Linked DNA regions of Homo sapiens: region 2 is linked to region 1. The links are chromatin loops, found by intact Hi-C in ENCODE. Cell type or tissue: gastrocnemius medialis. All regions are shown on one strand. Links, peaks and the distances in the headings refer to the core of each region. The heading gives the core; the rest is flanking DNA. Region 1 overlaps APH1B (aph-1B gamma-secretase subunit). Region 2 overlaps CA12 (carbonic anhydrase 12).

The links. A loop is a pair of places that touch in the nucleus more often than their neighbours do. Peaks named below come from ENCODE experiments on the same cell type or tissue, not always from the same donor. Only the 100,000 strongest peaks of a DNase experiment are listed, where the experiment ranks them.
Region 2: a loop joins it to region 1, with 3 times the contacts of the local background. A loop is called at or near these places in 5 of 110 quality-filtered maps.

Annotation. Positions count from the first base shown.
Region 1 is chr15:63,307,691-63,318,682 of GRCh38, forward strand. APH1B (aph-1B gamma-secretase subunit) reads left to right here. Exons shown (of 6, transcript NM_031301.4): 6 at 1-1,436. LOC124903506 (a long non-coding RNA gene) reads left to right here and starts at 10,298. Exons shown (of 3, transcript XR_007064676.1): 1 at 10,298-10,992. In gastrocnemius medialis, for the core only: no CTCF peak of the experiment used is centred there; no DNase peak of the experiment used is centred there.
Region 2 is chr15:63,369,043-63,380,034 of GRCh38, forward strand. It overlaps CA12 (carbonic anhydrase 12), which reads right to left. Exons shown (of 11, transcript NM_001218.5): 2 at 6,616-6,636. Among named protein-coding and RNA genes, the nearest start is that of CA12, 7.3 kb to the right of the region's middle. In gastrocnemius medialis, for the core only: no CTCF peak of the experiment used is centred there; DNase peaks (open chromatin) are centred at 2,689, 3,439, 5,757, 6,412 and 1 weaker place; H3K27ac peaks cover 289 bases; H3K27me3 peaks cover 540 bases.

The sequences.
Region 1 (10,992 bases), core at 1,180-9,179:
AAATGGATATTCTGATAAAATATTTGCTGCTCTGTAGAGTGTGGAAAGTCTGAGAATATTAGCTTTACTCATCTTGAGCTTTGAGGATGTTCTCTGTACGCCGATGGTTTCATATTAACTAAAAAAGCTGGGTATTGTAAAATCTCATTTATAAAAACTCAGATGAGAAGAAAATTTTCTTTGATGGTGAGACTGTTGTCTTAGTTCAGGAAATTATTTAATAATCCTTTGTTACCTGTGAATGAAGGAACTTTGTAATTCTGATTTATCGTAAAACATGAGCCTTTCCAGAGTCAGCTTAGACACTGTTGTCGCAAATAGCCATGCTTTGCCTTATGCCAAGGAGGCCCAGAGGGAGGGCCTAGTCTTCCTCTGTTGCTGTACATATATTGAAATGCTTTTTTTTTTTTATTTTGCATTTGTTATCTATAATGAGCTTTCTGAGCCCTGATATTATGTGAGACAAACAGGAGTTATTGATGTTATACACTCCCTTCCATTCAGGATTTTCTGCTTGGAGGGAAATATGTTGACCTTAGAGAATTGTGAATATTGTTGCAATTCTTGAATATATTACCATGTGAATAATAGAGACTGTGTTGCTCTCTAGTATAAGCTATATTTATTTTTGATTCATTTGAATTACTAGTTATAACTGGAGAAATTTTGTTACCTCTATCCTGGCTTGCCTGACTGGCTGTATAATAGCAGCAGCCTCTTTTAGAGCATCTTAATGAAAACATGGATGAAAGGAATTAATGATGATATCTGCAGACTGCGTAGAAAATGGCTTTTGTTCCCAGCGTTAACATTTTCTTCTCAATCACATTTCAATGTTTGTGGAGAGTGGCAGATTCACACCAGAAACACTAGGTGTTCATATCCATAGCATGGATGCAGAATAAGCAGTTGGGAGAGAAGCTTCTTCCTACCTGGTACTCCTCCCATTCACCTCAGCCCAGCCCCAGACAGGCGTTAGCATTCAGTGTGGGCCCTCAGGCAGCCCTGAAGCCTGGCTGGGTCATCAGATGGGGGCAGCCTGTGACGGGCACCAGCGGCCTGATTCCAGGGAAGAGTTCCTGGAGGGTGTTGGCTGTTTTTGTTAGCTCAGTTTTTTTCTGGGCTCCACCATTCCTAACTCCAGGTAGACAAGATAGATGTCACACACAACAATTTTAAAGTATTTTGCTTAGTGCATTTTGTTTATGATTGCAGTGTTTGTTTCTTATTTAATAGGCTTTTTACTTCATTCTATTAAATTTTAGTGTTTAGAAGAGGCGGGTACTGTCACTGTGTAAAATATGTAATATTTTATATGTTATACCATGTCATATATACTTGCAATATCAGACCTTGCATTCAATATACAATGCAATTGACTCTTTGCAGACCTGCATTTTTCAGTGAACAATAAAAAGATTGTCTGGCACTCCTCATTTCCTGTGTTTCCTGTTCTGTGGAATGGTGTATCCTTCAGTATGTTACTACCGTGTTTTGTCTCCTTATGAAACTTGGATGTACATTCTGTTGTTTATGACTGATCAGTTCAGAGACTTTTTTCAAAGAGAAATTCTTTATCTGATTTAAAACTCCTAAGGCTTATTTCATATCTGTGTGTTTAGGAGTAGTTTGGTTCAGAGCATTTCCTTGAGGTATCTTAAACCAAGCCGGGGGAATCCTCAAAGATCCTGGAAGCTTGCTTTGCAAAATCTCCTAATTGTAAAATGGTGAATTTAAAGAATGTTTGTATAATAGTGGCTAAGGATTGGAGTCCGGTGAAGAGGAGAGTACAATTTAGCTTTTACCTGGTGATTCTGAGTAGCCTATAGAGTCCTTTTCTCTTTCTTTCCCTTGGTGAGGAGACAGTGCAGCTAAAGGGTTGAGCTTGGCCCTTGCCATCAGACAGGATACATAGGGGATTATGATACGATACTCAAAACCATTTGATGCTTGTTCACTCTGGCTTGAAATGAGGCTGTTGCAGGCTATGTTGATGACGTTATTGGATGAAACGTTCTCAGGTCCCAAGGGCTCTTTGCTTCTAACCTGTAAACCAGTGGAAGAGGTGGGCATTCCTCAGGTATCAGCCCAGATTCCTGTACAATTTCATTGGCCCTTAAACACTGAATTTTGGTTCTAATTTAATTGTTACTTGTTTGGCATTTAGTTGGAATGGAGATTTCCCTATGACCAGCCTCAACACATGAGAAACCTCTAATGGAAAGAAGTGCATATTTTACTTTCACCTCTTTGAAAATGCTGAATAGAAGGAACCTCTGGACAGGTTGTGGTCCCAGTCTCAATAGAAGAATTAGATACATTGTAAGGTGACCATAATAGATTATGAGTCCCAAGCAGATCCTGGCTTTAATGCTCAATTAATTTATAAGTGGTACTTGTTGCCTCAGTGTGGATCGCTGTAAATCCTTCTAGCTACTAGTAAAATTACACATTTTTTAGAGCTTGCACAAAATCAGATGAAGTTTACAGTGCTTATTCAGGGCTTACCATGCACAGAATACTGCTTAGGCACTTCAAAAGGATGGAAAAGAACGAGATGGTGGGGATCTTTGTCCTTGGAAAACATATAATCTAACTGCACAGATTAAAACACCTAAGTATTATTTTAAGGCAACTACAAAATGCACTACAAATTATGGAATAATATAGAATAGCTTGACTACTAAGATGATGCTTAATTTAGAAGTGGATGAAGGGCACTGGGTAGTGGATATAGATAGGTGATAGCTGAGGACTGAACCCTGGGGGCAGTCAATTGAAAGGTTGGAAAGGAGAGAAGAAGGAAGGAAAACCAAAGGAGTGCAGTGGCTTGACAGCCAGTGGGGAAAGGATGTCAAATGCTGCTGGATAATGGGTAAGAAGAGGAGAGAGAATTGATTGTTTTGTATGGAGAGATGGAACTTGCTGGTGATCTTGATAAAAACAAGATGGAAATCAGAGTGAACACCTGAATAGAATGGATTGTACGGAACAGGAGATGAGGAAGTAGACACAGCATTGAGAACACAGGTATTGTAGAGCAGTGGGATGATGAACCTAAGGAGGATGTGGGGGAAAGAGAGTTTTTTTTTCTTTTTTTCCTTATGATGTAGACTGTAACTGTAACTGCATGTTTATGTTAAGATAAGAATGACTCCATAGAAAGGAAAAAATGACGTAGGAGAGGGATAGGATAGTTGCCAAAGCAAAGACCTGAAAGAGGGAATAGAGAGGGAAATTCTTTTATTTATTTATTTTGATTTTTTTTTTTTTGAGACAGAATCTCGCTCTGTCACCAAGCTGGGGTGCAGTGGCATGATCTCAGCTCACTGCAACCTCTGCCTTCCAGGTTCAAGCGATTCTCCTGCCTCAGCCTCCCGAGTAGCTGGGACTACAGGTGCGCACCACCATGCCCACCTAATTTTTGTATTTGTAGTAGAGACGGGGTTTCACCACGTTGGCCAGGCTGGTCTTGAACTCTTGGCCTCAAGTGATCTGCCCACCTCAGCCTCCCAAAGTGCTGGGATTACAGGCATGAGTACTGTGCCTGGCCAAGAGAGGGAAATTCTTAACGTTAAATGCTTATATTAGGTAAGGAAAAATATTCAAAATCAATGACCTAAGCCTCTACTTAAGAAACTCGATAAAGAAGAGCAAACTAAAGCTAATATAAGGAGAAGAAATGAAATCATAAAAGAACAGGAACCAAATAAATAGCAGTAAAACAATGGGGAAAAATGAAACAAAAATCTGGTTCTTTGAAAAAAACCAATAAAGCTGGTAAAGCTCTGGCCAGATGGAAAAAAGAGAAGGCACAAGTATCAGTAATGACAGGAGACGTCACTATAGGCCCTACATTATTAAATTAATAAAGGATAGTATGGATAACTTTAATGCCAATAAATTTTAAAACGTAAATGGACAAATTCCTTTTTTAAAAAAACCCACAAAATTCACTCGAGAGGCCGAGGTGGGTGGATCACCTGAGGTCAGGAGTTTGAAACCAGCCTGGCCAACATAGTGAAACCCCATCTCTACTAAAAATACAAAAAATAAACCAGGCGTGGTGATGGGCACCTGTAATCCCAGCTACTTGGGAGGTTGAGGCAGAAGAATCACTTGAACCCAGAAGGCGGAGGTTGCGGTGAGCTGAGATAACACCATTGCACTGCAGCCTGGGCAACAAGAGTGAAACTCCGTCTCAAAAAAAAAAAAAAAAAAAGAAAAGAAAATCTGCATATCCTTCTATGTCTGCAGACTTTGTTTTTTCTTGCCTCTTAATATGCCTTGTAATTATTTGTTGAAAGCTAGACATCGCCTCTTGGGTAATAGGAACTGAATTTTAAAAGCCTTGAGTGTAAATTTTATGTTAATCTAGGTAGGAGTTGGATTATATTTAATGTTTGCTGTGGCTGTTAGTGCCAGAGGCTTCGAATTCCTCTGGTGGTCTTGTTTTTGTCTCCCCTTTTGACTGTGGAGTTCCCTCAGTGCCCCTTTTCAGAGAAAGCCTGTGTCTTGCAACTCGTTCAGCTGTAATCCACTGTAAATTAACACTAGAGCCCTGTTGGTATGGCAGTGCGATGTGGAGGAGGGGACATGTATAATAATAAAATTATAATAATAAAATCTAAATCTCAGTATTTTCATGGGCCTGAATCCCTGGGCTGAGAGTTTCTTAACTTTTTCCCCCTTAGATAAGACAGGAAGCTAGAAGGTGGCTGGAGAAGAAAGGTAACTTTCCCCAGCTGGGTTACGGCTTTGGTAAAGTCTTTTTCCTTGGAGAGAGGCTTTTGTTGTGGAAAACACTCTGGATGTATTTTACAATGAAGACAGTATTTCTCACCCTTACACTAGTCCATACTCAGACTCCAGCAATTTGTCAACATTAGCATTTAAGTGTTACTACCAGTTTATGGCTCCAGCAGCTTGCACTCCAGGTAAGCAAATCTCAGCTGTGACTCTGGATTCACCTCTCTCTCCAGATTTTGGAGTGGTGGTTTACCCTGAGACCTCAGTTCTCTGATGGGTTCAAAAGAATTGTTGATTTTTCCATTTGCTTAGCTTTTTCTTGTAAGGATGGGAGTGATGGCTTCCAAGCTCTTTATATGTTAGAGCTAACTGGACATCCTCTGTATCTATTAAATACGTTGAATTTGTAGTTTTTATAAAGAAAACAATTATTAAAATGTACATGTTTATAGGCAATATAGAATCACTATTACACATAACTTTTTGTTCTGTAACAACTAAACAAAATGTCATGATTGAAATTTCAATTCTCCATATTAAATGGCTATATACACACTATGAAAGAATACCTGGTATGCCAATATTTAAATTTTTTGATAATTTATCAAAGGGATAACTGAACTTGTGTCCTGTTAATTTACCTAATCTAGATCGGATTGATAACAGTGCCACTCGCAGGGAATAAAGTTGTGTGAAATGTTTCTGTTTATCCTACTAGATACCAACATATATCACAAATCTGCACTCATGGATATGAATGTAGAGTTTCAGAACAGGCCCGGGTATATATGGGAATTTCATTTATGGTAAAATTGGCATTTTAAGTCAGTGGGGAAAGCATATGTTATTCAATAAATGGGTCTGTTTGATCATTTATTTGATTATATTTGGGAAAAAAAAGCAAAGCTAAGTTTTTACTTTCACTTATTTAAACATATTAAAGATTCAAATGCAAAAAATAAAACCATAAAAGAATCTTTTAAAATTAGAATAGTTTTATAGTCTAAAGGAGGAGAGCTTTTCTCTACATTTCACTTAGGCTACAAACTACAAAGAGGAAAGAAAACAGATTTGACTACATACAACTTTAAAACTGCAGTGCAAAAGACATTCTAAACAAAGAAGACGGGGAGAAATATTTTTGACATATATAGAATTGTCACCTATAATATATAAAAAGCTTCTATAATTAAAAAAATTAATGATACAGTAAAAAGAGATCAAAGCATATAAACAGATAATTCACAGAAAAAATGCAAACAGTCAATAAACATAAAACAAAATGCTAAACCACGAATAATAAAAGCAAAACAAGAAAATAATTTTGGACTATCAGATTATCAAGGGTGAAAAGGATTGATAATAACAAGGATTGTTGAGCATATGGTAGAAACGACATATTATGAAAAAGGATATTAGTACAACCCTCGGGTGGTAATTTAGCAGAATCTGTTACATTTATGCAGTTTTGAGATGTGCATATTTTGAACCAGCAAATTCCTCTTCTAGGAATTTGTCCCATAGAAATGGTGTGTCAGAGGAAAAAGACCACAAACTCACAGTTTTTTCTATTCTCTGAACAAGCAAGCAATCAGTTCTGCTGCAGACACCGGCTGGGTGTCCTCTAATTCAATTCCAACACTGTCTGCCTGGAGATAGCATCAGATCCCACAGGTTCAGGGCTCAGTCCCCAAAACCACGCTCCCTTCAGACACCAGTTGCATATCCAGGCCTCCTGAACTTCAGACTGACCAACTTCAAGTTGGGGTTCCCACAACCCTGCTTTGGGGTTCAATTAATTTGCTGGAGTGGCTCACAGAACTCAGGGAAACACATTTGCTGGTTTATTATAAAGTGTATTATAAAGGATACAGATGCAGAGATTCATAAGGCGAGGTGTGGTGGAAGCGAGATACAGATGCAGAGATTCATAAGGCGAGGTGTGGTGGAAGCGACACAGAGCTTTCATGTCCTCTCTGGTGTGCCACCCTCCAAGAACCTCCACACGGTCCACTATTGAGAAGCTTCCCAAACTCTGTCCTCTTGAATCTTTTATGGAGACTTCATTACATAGGCATGATTGATTAAACCTTTGGCCATTGGCTGTCAACTTAATCTTGAGCCTCCTCTCCTTCCGAGAGGTTAGGGGTAGTAATCAAAGACCCAACCCTGTAATCCTGCCATGGGCTTTCTGGAGACCAGCCCCATCCTGAAGCTGCCTAGGGACTGCTAGCTTTCAGTCAGTCATCATGTACAAAAAGACATCTCTTTGGAGATTCTAAGGTTTTAGGAATTGTTTGCCAGGAAACAGAGATGAAGATCAAATATATATTTCACAGTATCACAGAAATACATCCAAGTACACATGGATCTTGTAATAGTCTTGTAACAGTAAGGAATTTGCAGCAAGTGCCTATCAATAGGGCATTGCATCAAGCAGCAGGACATTGTATAGCCACTGAAAAGAATGAGGATATCCAGGATGTGCTAGAAAACAAAAGCAAGAATAAAAGATAATTCTTTCATCCAACAAGTATTTCTTATGCCAGACATTGTGCTAGATACTGAAAATTTAAGAATGAAAATAGGCATGATGCTGGGCCTTGTACAGCATATAATATAGAATCCTATTAATACATTTTATTAAAAATTTAAAAATGAGTATAAAAATACATATGAATATACATAATGTCTGGAAAATAAATTGTTAGCTAAAGATAATTGTTTAGCCTAACACTAAATTGTTAAAAGTGACTATTTTGGGAGCTAGGATTATGGGGGGACTTTCTGCTTTATACACAATTATTTGCATTTTTCAAAAAAATAGGCATGCATTATTTATGTAATCAGACAAAACCATAATCTAAGCACTTTCATGATTTCTCTTTGTCCTTGGTAGAAAGTGGATATTATTCAAGGTCTTTTGTAATCTGATCCCAACCACTTTTTTCTGTCTCCCACCTGTAAACCAAAGAAAAAGACCGAGGCAAGCCTCAATTGAGAGGTTTATTTTGTCAAGGTCGAGGATGCACCTAGGAAAAAGGAACACAAATCACAGGAAGTCTGTGATCCATGCTTTTTCCAAAGAGGGTTTTAGGACTTCAATATTTAAAGGGAAAGAAGAGACCATAGGGGAAAGAGGAAAGAAAGAAAAGGGAGGAGGGGGGCTGGGCACAGTCACGCCCGCAATCCCAGCACTTTGGGAGGCCGAGGCGGGCAGATCACGAGGTCAGGAGATCGAGACCATCCTGGCTAATAACGGTGAAAGCCCATCTCTACTAAAAATACAAAAAATTAGCTGGGCGTGGTGGGCACGCACCTGTAGTCCCAGCTACTCGGGAGGCTGAGGCAGGAGAATCGCTTGAACCCGGGAAGTGGAGGTTGCAGTGAGCCGAGATCGCACCACTGCACTCTAGCCTGAGTGACAGAGTGAGACTCCATCTCAAAAAAAAAAAAAAAAAAAAAAAAAAAAAAGGAAAGTAGATAAAAAAGGCAAGAGGTTACATTATCTCAAGACTTTGATTAGGCTTTGATTCGTGCTCACTAAGTCTGCATTTTACTCATGAAAGGAGGGGGTAGAGGAACAGTCAATTATGCATTCATCTTGTGCTCCGAGAATCTGCATTTTTCTGTAAGATAAACACCGAGTAGAGGAAGCAGTCAAATATGCATTTGTCTCAGGTGAGTGAAGGGATGACTTCTGTCTTTCTCCCATACCTGTGAAGATATGCTGTTAATTTACATTGTCGGGGGAAATCCAACAGAATTGTTTCAGGGTAAATATCTTGGGGCCTACAAGGAATTTCCTTGTAAGCAAATTATGTGGAGGGGGGCTCTTCCTGGGGAGGGACTTGGCCCTCTATTTTTGCAGCTAGCTATTTAGAAACAAAATGGAAGGCAGTTTTTGCATGACTCAGTTCCCAAACTGAACTTTTCCCTTTGGCACAGTAAGTTTGGGGTCCCAAGATTTTTATTTTCCTTGCACACACCATTCCCAACCCTCCTTTCTCAGACATTCTCAAACACATCCGTGAGGTCTCCTCTACTGAGATGCACGTTGACTCTCAACCTCCACATTTTAGTTCTTGTTTTTAGCTCCAACCAGAAAATGTCCTATTCCTCCTTCAAGATCCTGCTCAAATGTCACTTCCTTTGGGAAGTCTTTCCTGATTAGGCCCAGAAAAGCAAATAACCTTTTCCACTGTGATCTCTTTACACTTTCCTTTAAAATCAAGGAACAATTTACATACAATAAAACGCACAGATTCAAAGTGTACAGCTGGATGAATTTTACCAAATGTGTACACTTGTGTAAGCTCCACCCCAATCAAGATATAAAACATTTCCTTCCCTGCTGGTTCCGTCTCCCTTCCAGATCATCCACAGGGGCAACCGCTAGTTCCCACTTCTATTGCCATAGATCAGTTTCATTTGTTGTTGTGGGTTTTTTTTGTTTTTTATTTTTTTTTTAAACGGAGCCTTTGTCACCCACGCTGGAGTGCAGTGGCACAATCTCAGCTCACTGCAACCTCTGCCTCCCAGGTTCAGGTGATTCCTTGGCCTCAGCCTACCAAATAGCTGGGACTACAGGCATGCGCCACCACACCCGGCTAATTTTTGTATTTTTAGTAGAGATGGGGTTTCACCATGTTGGCCAGGCTGGTCTCAAACTCCTGACCTCAGGTGATCCGCCCGCCTTGACCTCCTAAAGTGCTGAGATTACAGGCATGAGCCACTGCGCCTGGCCAGTTTCACTTGTTTTTGAACTTCATATACGTAGAGTAACACAAAATGTACTCTTTTGTGTCTGGCGTCTTTCACTCAACATAATTTTCTGAGATATCCTCTATATTTTTGTATATATCAAGAATTTGCTATTTTTATTGCTGAATAGCATTCTATTTTACAGAGATACTATAATTTGGTTAGTCACTCTTCTTTTGATGGACACATAGCATTCTGTACATACTGCTCTTCTGTACAGCGGGGCTGGCAATTTCTGTTTGTGTTTCGGGAAAAGCTCTCTCAAACTGTGTTTTTCCTCTGCTCTCATACCACCACAGTAATATCAACGCAGAAGAAGACTTCCATGACCAGAGGTGTAGGTTTTTTCACCACACACCAAGCAGCAGACGCGGGCTGGGTGCCCTCCAATTCCAACATGATCTACCTGGAGATAGTGTCAGATCCCACAGGGTGGGAGTTCAGTCACCTGAGTCTATCTAACCTGCCCCCTTTGTTTCTTCTCTCTCTCTCTTTCTTTCTTTTGATGGAGTCTTGCTCTGTTGCCCAGGCTGGAGTGCAGTGGCACAACCTCAGCTCATGGCAACCTCCACCTCCCGGGTTCAAGCAATTCTGCCTCAGCCTCCTGAGTAGCTGGGACTACAGGCGCCCACCACCACGCCCGGCTAATTTTTGTATTTTTAGTAGAGATGGGATTTCACCATCTTTCCCAGGCTGGTCTCAAACTCCTGATCTCAGGTCATCCGCCCGCCTGGGCCTCCCAAAGTGCTGGGATTACAGGCGTGAGCCACCGTGCCCAGCCCCTGCCCCCTTTTTTTCTTTCCTCTTTTCCAGTAATTCAGTCGTTGTATCTAAATTATGCTTGAATCCCGACCACTTAATCTGTGTTTAGCAGACAGGAGTAGTTCATTAAATCTTTACTTTTGAATAAGGAGGTATGAGAAAAAGTTAGTTGGAAGTTAGTTTGAATAATAGAAGGGGGTTAATCCAGATTTTGTCCATTGATTAAAAAGGAGTGATAAGCTCCTGGGCTGCACTGCTTAGTGGCTGTGTGCTCCTCCATGGAAAGGATGTACCATATTCAGGAACACTTTTCAAATGGTTATGTGTTGAGTGGTTGAGGGGAGACACTAGATGCATGAGATCTGTTGTTGGATATCCAGGTAGCTTCGGAAACTAGTTTCAGCATATGAAGGAACTGGTTATGTTACCTATGTCACTAGAAAGTTCTTTGCTTCTTCCAGAGAAAGCCATTTGACTATGTCATCATCAACAAAGTTGCTATATAGGTCTCAGTCTGCCCTTGACCCCATGGGCCCTGTGTTTTGTTGTCTTCATTGCTGGTCATTAAAAGTTAATATTTGAAATGAGTGAACCCAAGCAGAAATAATGACTTTGACTTACAATACTGAGAGGTCATAGCCAACCATGCGAATAGAGCATGCTCCTTTCTGGCCTCCCACCCACAGGGCGAGTCCAAGGGAAGTATGGACTCGCCCT
Region 2 (10,992 bases), core at 2,054-10,053, 62 kb after region 1:
GGAAAGCACCAGGGAGATGAGACCTGACTTCACCTTGGTCTGAAGAACCAGGCTAGAAAGGACATTCTGGCCTGTGAGGCCCTTGGGACGAGAGCTTGCAGTCCTTGTGTTTTTTAAATTCCTTTCTTACTCAAAAAGGAAATACCCTTTGTTTATTGAAAATATAAAAGGAGTATTTCCTGGCTGTAAAAACTCACAATTCAGAAAAGTGTGAAGAAGCAGAACCCTTCCTAACAAAAATAGAGCTCTCATGCGTTTGGTGCTGTAGAGTTTACAAGGCCTTTCCCTCCATATTAGTTCATTTAATCTGCACCATAGCTCTGCGAGGCAAAGAGAAAGAAACTACAGTTAGCTTTGTATGTGCTAGGCCCTGTGTGAGCCTCTCTCCATGTGTTATCTTATTTGATCCTTACCACAACCCTCTGAAGCACAGCTGGGATTCTCAAACTTGAGTGAGCAGCAGAATCACCTGGAGGACTTGTTAAAACAAATTTCTGGGCCCCGCCCCCCAGAGTTTCTGGTTAGGAGGTAGGCCTGGGATGGGCTGAGAATTTGCATTTGGCTTAGGTGATGCTAATGCTGCTGGCCCAGGGACCACACTTTGAGAACCACTGGTGTAGATGCCATGATTCTCATCTTGTAGCTAAGGAACCAAGGCTCAGAGAGGTCATTACTTTCCTAAGGCGCACCAGACAGAAAGTGGCCTAGCAGATATTTCCATGGAGGTCGCCTGGTTCTGGGGTCTGTAAAGTTTCCGCTTCTTCCTCCTGGTTTTCTGCCTCATCCTCTGTTCCACTATGCCTGTCTTTAGGAACTAATGCTAGCTTCCCTATGTTTTTACTCAGCTGATGAGGCCAGCTGTGAACACAAAAATGTAGGCATTTTGGCAGCCACAGGCCAAAAGCCTCCAGGATACGCACAAACCCCAATTCTGCAATTCAGGAAAGATGAGAAGTAACTATGAGTAGGCGGGCCACACCACATCCAGACAGACCCTAGATGTCACAACTTCAATTAGAAGTAACTGAAACTACAACACAGATTTAATTCAAGATAGGGGGTCGGATTTCTAACCCCAGCAGAAATCCATGGGATTTGGGGATAGGAATTCAGTGTGCTGGTATGAAAAACATGTCTGCCAGGCACGGTGGCTCACCCTTGTAATCCCAACACTTTGGGAGGCCGAGGCGGGAGGCTCATTTGAGGCCAGGAGTTCAAGACCAGCCTGGTAATGTAGCCTGTGTCTACTAAAAAATTTAAAAATTAGCCTGGCATGGTGGCATACGTCCTAGCTACTTGGGAGGCTGAGACAGGAGAATCCCTTGAGCCCAGGTGATGGAGGCTGCAGCGAGCAGTGATTGTGCCACTGCACTCCAGCCTGGATGACAAAGCCCTGTCTCAAAAAAAAAAAAAAAAGAAAAAAAGAAAAGATAGGAAAAGCATATCTGGGCGGGGCACGGTGGCTCATGCCTGTAATCCCACCACTTTGGGAGGCCAAGGCAGGTGGGTCACCTGAAGTCAGGAGTTCGAGACCAGCCTGGTCAACATGGTGAAACCCCGTCTCTATTAAAAATACAAAGATTAGCCGGGCGTGGTGGTGGGTGCCTGTAATCCCAGCTACTTGGGAGTCTGAGGCAGGAGAATCGCTTGAACCTGGGAGGCGGAGGTTGCAGTGAGCCAAGATTGCACCACTGCACTCCAGTCTGGGTGGCAGAGCGAGACTCCATCTCAAAAAAAAAAAGAAAAAAAAGAAAAAAGAAAAACATGTCTGGCCTTTTCCGGCTCTCCTGAGAGTACTTTGTGCCCCTTATTCATCCTCAGGATGGCAGCTGGGAGTCGCGAGAAGTGGCTGGAATGTTTTGAGATGGCCAAGCCTCCCTCCCTTTGATAGAGACAAGAGCCCTCGGTCTATTAATTGCAGGTGCTCCCTGCTGTTTTGAGTCTCCCCTGAGCTCTCACTGCAGCCTGCTTTTTATATTGCAATTCAGGTGTGAGGTCACACAGTGCCTTTATCACTGCTGAAGAATAGAAAGTCAAGAGTTTGCTTCCTGGCCTCCTTTCATGTGTTCCATTTCTAGTTCTGTGTGGGAAGAGGCTGAGAGGGTGTCTGGAGCCCCAAGAAAGTTCATTACAGAAAATAAATATTTCCGCAGATACAGGACAGAAGGCGGGTGGAGGTGTGGGCCTGGAGGACTTCAGGGACATGAAAATGAGGTTTGCCCCAGTGGAGGATCTCCCCCTGATTTCCAAAGGAAATTCTTTAAGACGGACAATGTATTATCTGGGAGAGGAACCAAGGAGTGCAGCAAAAGGAATGCACAGCACTGCCCGGCTCACACCGAGTCCTGCCAGAGCCGAGGGCCACGAGGGCTGGCCTGCCGCAACAGAGAACTGGGCAGGCTGACCTGTAAGCATGTGCGGCCACAGCCACAGCCAGCCACCTGGCACCCCCGTGCCAGGCCACCTTCTTTCCAAGGTTTCCTGAACAGGATGGAGGGGCTGGCCTCGCGGGTGCCCTGTGGGGCTGTGATAGGGGTTGGCGCACCCTCCAGGAGGAAGGCTTGTCATCCATGTTCTTCTGCCATCCCATCGCGTTTAAGACTTTGCAGATCTTGAGCAAACAGGGGTTTTCATCTATTTCTCAACCAGCTCACATCCAAGAAGCAGCAAGCCAATATCTGATATCATCAGGGATGAAACACCACGCCCATTCTCAGCTAACATGATGTGCTCTCGGGTCTAGCTCCAATACAGTCATTCTTTCTGGTTGCTCTGTTGTTTTGAACACACTAGGGTTTTTTTTGTTTTGTTTTTGGGTTTTTTGTTTTGTTTTGGTTTGGTTTGGTTTTTTCTTGGGGAAGGACTAAAAAAGCTATCAGAGTAAGGATGAATCTCCCAGCCAGCTGGAACTTTGTAACTCTTTTATTGAATATGAAATATATACCGAAAAGTGTGTAGACCATAAGCAAACAGCTGGATGAATGCTCAAAAACTGACTGCAGCACCCACACCAAGGACCTGAACGTGCCCACAACCCTTCCTGCCTCCTTCCGGTCATCTTCATCCCCCACAGGGCACATATTCTGATACCTTAGCAGGCTGGAGTTTGTCCTTAGCTCACATGACAACCTGACCTGCAGCTGTCCTCAGTTCACAGCAAGTGAAGCTGCCGGGCTCAGCGGGATTGATGCGGGACTGATTTCCGGCGGGGAAGGTCCATGTCACATCATCCCCAGCCTCTCTCTCATGATGCCACCTCAGCCATGCTAAGCCCAGCAGCCATTCAGCTGCTGTTTCAGCACCCTAGGAGGGGCTCAAAGAGGTGGCGCTGGCCCCATCTTGGCAGTCAGATGGTCCTCCTCTCTCCAGGGAGGAGCCATCCATGCAGTCAGCCTGGTGACTCAGCTATGAGGATGTAGGGGTAGAACTCCCTTTTTTGTACTTCTAAAAGTCCTACCATGTGTGCCAGACAGTGGGAGGCCCCTGGAGAATGACTCAGCAGTGTACGTGCAAAGAAGCTGAGTTCTGCACATGAGCCACCATGCCCAGCACGGAGCCTTTGGTTGGACTTGCCCCATTCAGTGCGGCCCTTATTGCTTGGAAGCCGTTTCCCTCCAGCACTTATGCTGGGCCCTCTGTCTACCTGTGCAGCCCTGAGCACAGGTGCCAGCTGCCAGCCAGGACCTAAGGAGGAGCTAGCCAAGACCTCAGGAGGAGTTTGCCTCCTTAGCTGTCTTCCATCTGTCCTCTCCTGCACGTCCCCTCTGAGGGCTGACTCCACATCACACATGCCCATGTCACTAATAAAAACCAGACTTGCCTTTGTGCTTACCCCATGCATGTCCATGCATCATTAGACTCTGCCCTCTGCTTCCTCAGCAAAGAGCTGCTCTAATTATGCAGGGTAGGAGGGACAGAGGGCTGGCCAGAGCTAGTGGTCAGGGAGAAATGCTTCTGGACAGGTCAGTGTGGCTGCACTGAGAAGCCCGCCCTTGGCGAACACCACGTCATGATGAAGAGGCAGTTAAGATTCTCTTCCCAGCCAGTCATGGTGGCTCACACCTGTAATCCCAACACTTTGAGAGGCCGAGGTGGGCAGAACACTTGAGATCAGGAGTTCGAGACCAGCCTGGCCATCATGGTGAAACCCCATCTCTAATAAAAATACAGAAATTAGCCGGGCGTGATGGCACACCCCTGTAATCCCAGCTACTTGGGAGGCTGAGGCAGGAGAATCCCTTGGACCCAGGAAGCAGAGGTTGCAGTGAGCCAAGATCACGCCACTGCACTCCACCCTGGGTGAGAATGAGACTCCAAAAAAAAAAAAAAAATTTGTCCTCCCACACCTTCACACAATGTCTCTGTTCCCTGTCGCCATCTCATTCTGCCCAGGAGGGCTGTAACAGAGAGATAGGGATAGAGGACCCCGTAGAGATGTGATCTGTGTTTCTATCATACCTGAGAGGCCAGCAGAAGAGGTGGGGCAAGCTTCCTCTCTCTGGATAGACAGGTCTTGGGAACCATGGGTCAGTGATTCTCTGATAGAGTGCAGCTAAGAATCACTTGGGGAGTGCGTTAAGAATACAGGTTTTTCAGGCTCCCTCCCTTTCCCAGGTCTAGCCCAAGGCCTAGAAATCTGCATTTTGGGGAAGTATTCCAGGTGATCCTGATGTGGGTGATCCCAAGCCGTAGTTTGAGAAACACTGGTCTAGACAACCCCTCCTCCAGGTTACAGATGGGGAAAGTGAAGTCCTGGGGCTGAAATGGCTTACTGGGGATCATATGGAATAAAGCCCAGAACCCAAGTGCCACCTTCTTTCCATGCCTGTCACCTCCTACACACGGAACCTGCCCAAGGGGCCCTGTGGCCCAGATTCTGCGATTCTTACTTTGTCAGTTCTCTTATCCTGGCCTGGCCTTCCCCCTCACTGCCACCACTGTAAACTGGATGTGAAGACACGGAACGGGGTTTCTCCACAGGCCAAACACCTTCCTGCCTCCCTCCATCCTTCCCCCTCCACCTCCTACCACCAAGTAACTCTTCCTAAAACACAGACTTACTCCCTGCCCTGCCCCTCCAGGAGCAGGACAAAGTGGGAAAGGCCTGCCCTGACCCTCCACACCTCCCCTGTTTGACCCAGCCTATCTCTCTGACCTTAGAGCCCGTGACTCCGCTATCAACCCTTCTCCACATGCTTTCCTCGAACACCACCTTGCTCTTTCTTGCTTCTGCTCAACATCACCTTAGCCAACAGCACCCACTCCCCACTCACCGAATCCTCCTTATCTTCCAAGGCCCAGGTGAAAGCCCTCCTCCTCCAGGAGGCCTTCCCTGACCATCTAGCCCTAGCACACTCGCCCTCCTTTGAGCACTCAGATCTCTGAAGCATTTGTTTATGATGTTATTATTACCTATTATGTTCTGCTTTGAATTGTGAGCTTTAAGTAATTCCCAACTATGGACCACAGCCTACCCTTCTATTACCCACCCACTTAGCAATGTGCTGTGCACATAATCAGTACATAAGGGATGTTAGCAATAACGGAGCCGTGCAGTGCTGGGGCTGAGGGGACCTTGGCCTGTGGGTAGCTGGTTGGTCAGTTCAGTGACTTTTCTATGCATCTTGGGCTGGTGAACCTCCAAAGGCTGACCTATGCAAATTGGTGTCAGATCTTTCTCTGGACGGTGCTTCCACTGTAGTAATCAACTTCCCGCCTGTCCCCGCCCACAGCCATTGCATCCTGTGGCTTTAACTTTGGCCACAACCCTGCTTGCTTAAAATGCCTCCTGTGCCAGTGAGTCAGTTCCACCCTTCTGCTACCAAAACAATCGATCTTGTGCATCTTCTGTGGCTGTGCCCCAACAAGACATTATCAACATTCCCGCACTGGCCAGGGGACTCAGGTGTCTGGCCTGCCACATCCATTCCAGCCAATGACCAATTTCTAATTCACTGCAACTCTCCAGCTAAGCTGATTTCCAGCTGCTTCTCTGGCAGGCCTGCCAGATGGGGCTAACATGCTCTTGGAGACCGTCCCACAGAAAGCCCAGGCAACAAGCACACTGGTGCTCCTCTCGCTTCATTTAAGACAAGCATCCCTCTTTCACTAAGCACTGACCAACACCTCTTCATCCATCGCTAGCTTACAATCACGGCAACAAGAAGTTAATTCTAGACATACTGACAGCTTAAGTTCTGGGACCTCAGCCAAACTTTCAGAGAGGAGCCCTTTCTTCTTTGTTTATAATAGGATATGTGTCCTGCAAGGGAGAAAGGCTCTCTCCTGCCCAGGACCCTTGCAGTCCGGAGGTGGGGCAAGTTACCTCCAAATCTTGGAGGTTTGGTAGAAATCCTTGCAGGAATCTGAAGCCTGGACACTATGACTCACAGTCCTGTGCCTGGAGCAGGCTCGCCTGCTTGGAGAAAGTGCAGTATGCAACCCAAGTTGAAGTGTTCTTAGGAGATGCCTTTGTACTCTCTTTCTACAATACAAGAACTGTGCTTCCGACCCTTCAAAATCACCTCCACAGAGCATGAAGTTTCTGTTTTTCTCATTAAATACAACCATTTCTATTTTCTTTTCAACAAAAAAGTATTTAAAATCTCTACTTACCAAAATAAGTCCACTTGGAACCTACAAAGAACAAAACACAGTAAGTAAGTACAATGGAACCAGATGAGTAATGGAAAACACTACAGATTTTGTTTTGATATGAGCGAAATTGAAAAGGAGGTCGATGCCCAGAAATTGAAACTTTTTCTTTTTCTTTTTTTTTTTTTTCAAGGTGGAGTATTGCTCTTGTTGCCCAGGCTGGAGTGCAGTGGCGCGATCTCGGCTCACTGCAACCTCTGCCTCCTGGGTTCAAGCAATTCTCCTGCCTCAGCCTCCTGAGTAGCTGGGATTACAGGCACGCACCGTCACGCCTGGTTAATTTTGTATTTTTAGTAGAGATGGGGTTTCTCCATGTTGGTCAGGCTGGTCTCAAACTCCCGACCTCAGGTGATCCGCCTGCCTTGGTCTCCCAAAGTGCTGGGATTATAGGCGTGAGCCACCATGCCCGGCCAAATTGAAACTTTTTCTGAGTCTGCATCAGAACAGCAGCTTCTCAGGGCAACTGTGCTCCAGTCAGCAGCACAGGCAGTTGGTTCATGCAGAGGCTCATGGAAGCAGGAGGGGGTTCTTGAGCAGGTGCCTTCCAGACATCTTAGAGAAGCTAAACTTTATTACCTGAATAGGCAATAATTTCATGTGGCTCAAAACCCAAAAGCCATCAAATGGTATATACAGTAGAAGCTCTTCTTCCCACTCTACCTTCCCTGCTTCCATTAGACAAGGAGGTTAGCTGATGATTGGGAGCCCTTTCATGGCATGGCTACACACACATATGCATTGATCTCCCTCTTTCTCCTCACACAAACATTGGCATACTGGAAATAGTGTTCTGTGTCTTGCTTTTTCCCACTTTACATTTTCTCTCTCTCTCTGTCTCTCCCCTCCCACTCTCTTTCTTTCCTTTCTTTCTTTCTTTCTTTCTTTCTTTCTTTCTTTCTTTCTTTCTCTCTCTCTCGCTCTCTCTCTTTCTTCTTTTTCTTTTTCTTTCTCTCTTTCTCTTTCTTTTTGTGAGACAGGGTCTCACTCTGTCACTGGAGTACAGTGGTGTGATCGCAGCTCACTGCAGCCTCAACCTCCTGGGCTCAAGCAATCCTCCCACCTCAGCCTCCCTAGTAGCTGGGATTACAGGCGCGCACCACCACACCTGGCTAATTTTTGTATTTTTCACAGAGATGGAGTTTCACCATGTTGCCCAGGCTGATCTCAAACTCCTGGGCTCAAGCGATCTGCCCACTCCAGCCTCCCAAAGGGCTGGGATTACAGGTGTGAGCCACAGCACCCAGCTGGGAAAAAGTTTCTCTTTGAGGAAGCTGCTACCCACATCTGAGTTAGAATTCCAGGGGTAGTAGGAATGTGTAGGCAAAGTTCTGCCAGAAAGAGAACAAAAGTCACCCACTACTTCGCACTCCACACTCTTCATGCATAAATGTTCTTCGTTCCTATGTCAAAAAAGGTCTTTTTCACAAGTGCAGAGCTGTGCTCTTGTGACCCTGCCTGCCGGCCTTCCTCTTCACCTCCGAGGAAGGGACCCTGAGTAGAGAAGCATCCCACTGTGTGTCTCAGGTGACTCATCCAATGAGGGGACTGTGCAACTCCTAAATCCCTGCCTCCCAACTTTTCCCAGGGTCTCCGTGGTTCTCGACCCACAAGGGTACAGATGGAAAAGCGTACCCTTGTGGGGAAGCACCTCACATCCCCTTTCTCTCGTGGGAATTAGTTTGCAGTAAAACTTAAGTGACAAGCAATCTGGTCACTTATCACTCCTGGCATTTCCTACTTAAGGAAATTGTGTTTTTTAAAAGTTAAAAAGTGAACTTGGCTTTTTTTTTAAAAAAAAGCCGGTTTAATCTCATATTTTTTGTTATTCTGTTCCATTTCTTTGCCTCAGTGTTTGTAATTAATTTTGTTTTTAATTTTCCAATGTAATTGGTAATTTTTATCAAATTACACTTGCACGTGGTTTAGAAAGTCAGATGGTTCTACAAAGCTGTGTAACAAAAACCTCAGTTCCCTGACATTCCCTAACCATGTACTGCTCCCTAGAGCAACCACTTTGGATCTTTTTAAAATGATTCTTTTGCTATTATCTCCATATCTCTATATAACATGCTAATATTGTTTTACCTTGATTGTTTTATGTTTAGGCATTATTTATTGACATCCCACCCTGGAAGAGAAGAGTTCAGATCTCTTTCTTACACTCATAGCCCATCTCCTCCTTTTGTAGGTGAGGAAATGAAAGTCCACCAAGGTGAAGTGTCCTGACCAATATCATATTCCCACTGGAAGGAGTCCCACCGCATTTACCATTAATTTAGCATTAGTGCCATGAACTTAGGGAATCTTCAAGTCTCCTCAATCTTTGGAGTAGTTAAGTGGAGGAGTCCAGACCCCCTGGAGTATCCGATGAGTATTATGGACCTCTCCCAGTAAAAATTTCCCTAAGCTGGCTGGGTACGGTGGCTCACCCCTGTAATCCCAGCACTTTGGAAGACCAAGACAGGCAGATCGCCTGAGGTCAGGAGTTCGAGACCAGCCTGGCCAACATGGTGAAACCCTGTCTCTACTAAAAATACAAAAATTAGGCAGGCGTGGTGGCGGGTGCCTGTAATCCCAGCTGCTGGGGAGGCTGAGGCAGGAGAATTGCTTGAACCCGGGAGGCGGAGGTTGCAGTGAGCTGAGATTGTGCCATTGCACTCCAGAATGGGTGACAGAGCGAGACTCTGTCTCAAAAAAAAAATTTCCCTAAGCTTAGACACATAAAGTTTTATATACAAGTCATTTCAGAAGGTCCACAGACTCCCCTGAAACCAGCTATGGGTGCATTGAGAGTTGAGGGTCCCAAGATCAACCTCCCTTGAATTAGTAATTAGACATTCAGAACCACGGGGAAACCAAACTTGTATGTGACCCCCAAGTTTACTGCTCACCCCTTTGCTGAAACAACAATGAAAAAAAATAAAGAAAGCATTGCTTTCAAACCAAGCTATAGAAGACATAAAACCTCTTCTGGACATTTTCTTCAGTCTTTTGTGTGAGAGGTTCATTATTAAGATGTAATCCCAGACCTTAGAGATATAATAAGCCAGATCATTACCTCTTAGCAGGCAGAACAGTTGGAGGCCCAGGATGTAAAATTCCACAAATAACAGAGGAGTTCACCCTTACTTTTCCCCTGAGGAGGCACAGGCCACTCCAGTGATCCTGGAGGCCACTAGAAACACATCTGCTGCCTGAGCACTGCTGCCTTGCCAGCAGTTTGCATTGTACCTGCTCACATTCAAATCATAGCCTTATACCCTACATCTTCTGCTACCCTCCCAGGGCTCGCTAATCAAGGTTTTCCCTGTTGTTGGAGTTCTCATCCTCAGATGAGGCCTCAGCATCACACTCTGGAAAGCTCAGGGCTAAAAGTCATAGAGTGGACATCTGGGACTGTGAGGTCGCGGTGGTGACATAGGACTGGGGACTTGTTGAAAGGCAGCAGCCTCCAGAGCAACATTCCCTGCCCTCCTCTCTGTGAGTGAGCTGGCTTGGGACTCCAGACTCGGCACTTTGGGTATAAATGGCAGTGTCTGGAGGGGCTCAGGAGCTGGAGGGCTGGGGAGAAGCGGCGTTGTAAGTGAGGATGGTGAGTCAAGGGGGTTCATCGGGTGAGGATCAGGGCCCCAGCTCAGCTCTGACCTCAGGAAGTCTCTCTAAAAGTGTGTGTATGTGTGCGTGTGTGTGTGTGCACGCGCACGAAAGTGTGCTTTATTCAGGAATTGCACCCCCTGGTTCCCCACTTCTAGCTGTAAGAACAGAAGGCTTAAAAGGATTAAACTGATTCCACAAGCGAGGCCAGGCCAAGGCCTCAGTGGCATCCTGAGGGAGCAGGCCCTTCCTGGAGGGGAATAGTTTCCTTCCCAAGGAAGGTTATCTGTTCCATCTGGGAAACCTGGGAGGCTCAGCCTGAAACCTGTTAGAACCTGCAGACCCAGCTGGTACTGGGCAGGGAGGTTCCCCTGGAGGGAATGCCCAGAGAAAATGGTATTTACCAAGATCCATATCAGAGGTCCTGGGCCCTGCCTGCTTCCTGTGCTGGGTGCTAGAACTTTCCCTGAGTAACCATCTCCTGGGTAGCCCAAGACTGCCTGGCTCTCCACACCAGGTTTGGGCAGGGCAAGCTCTGCAGAATTCACTGAAATGCCCCCCAAAGCCACGGCAACTAAGAATTCCAAGGGTTTCTCCAGAAGACACTTGACTTCACATTATTATGCTCCCTCCTGGGCCCCTGACATTGTTCTTGAACATTCTCCAATGCTGGAAGTTTAAATGCACCAGGCAGAGAGCAGATCACACTTTGACCCCATTACTCAGCTTAACTCCTCTCCACCT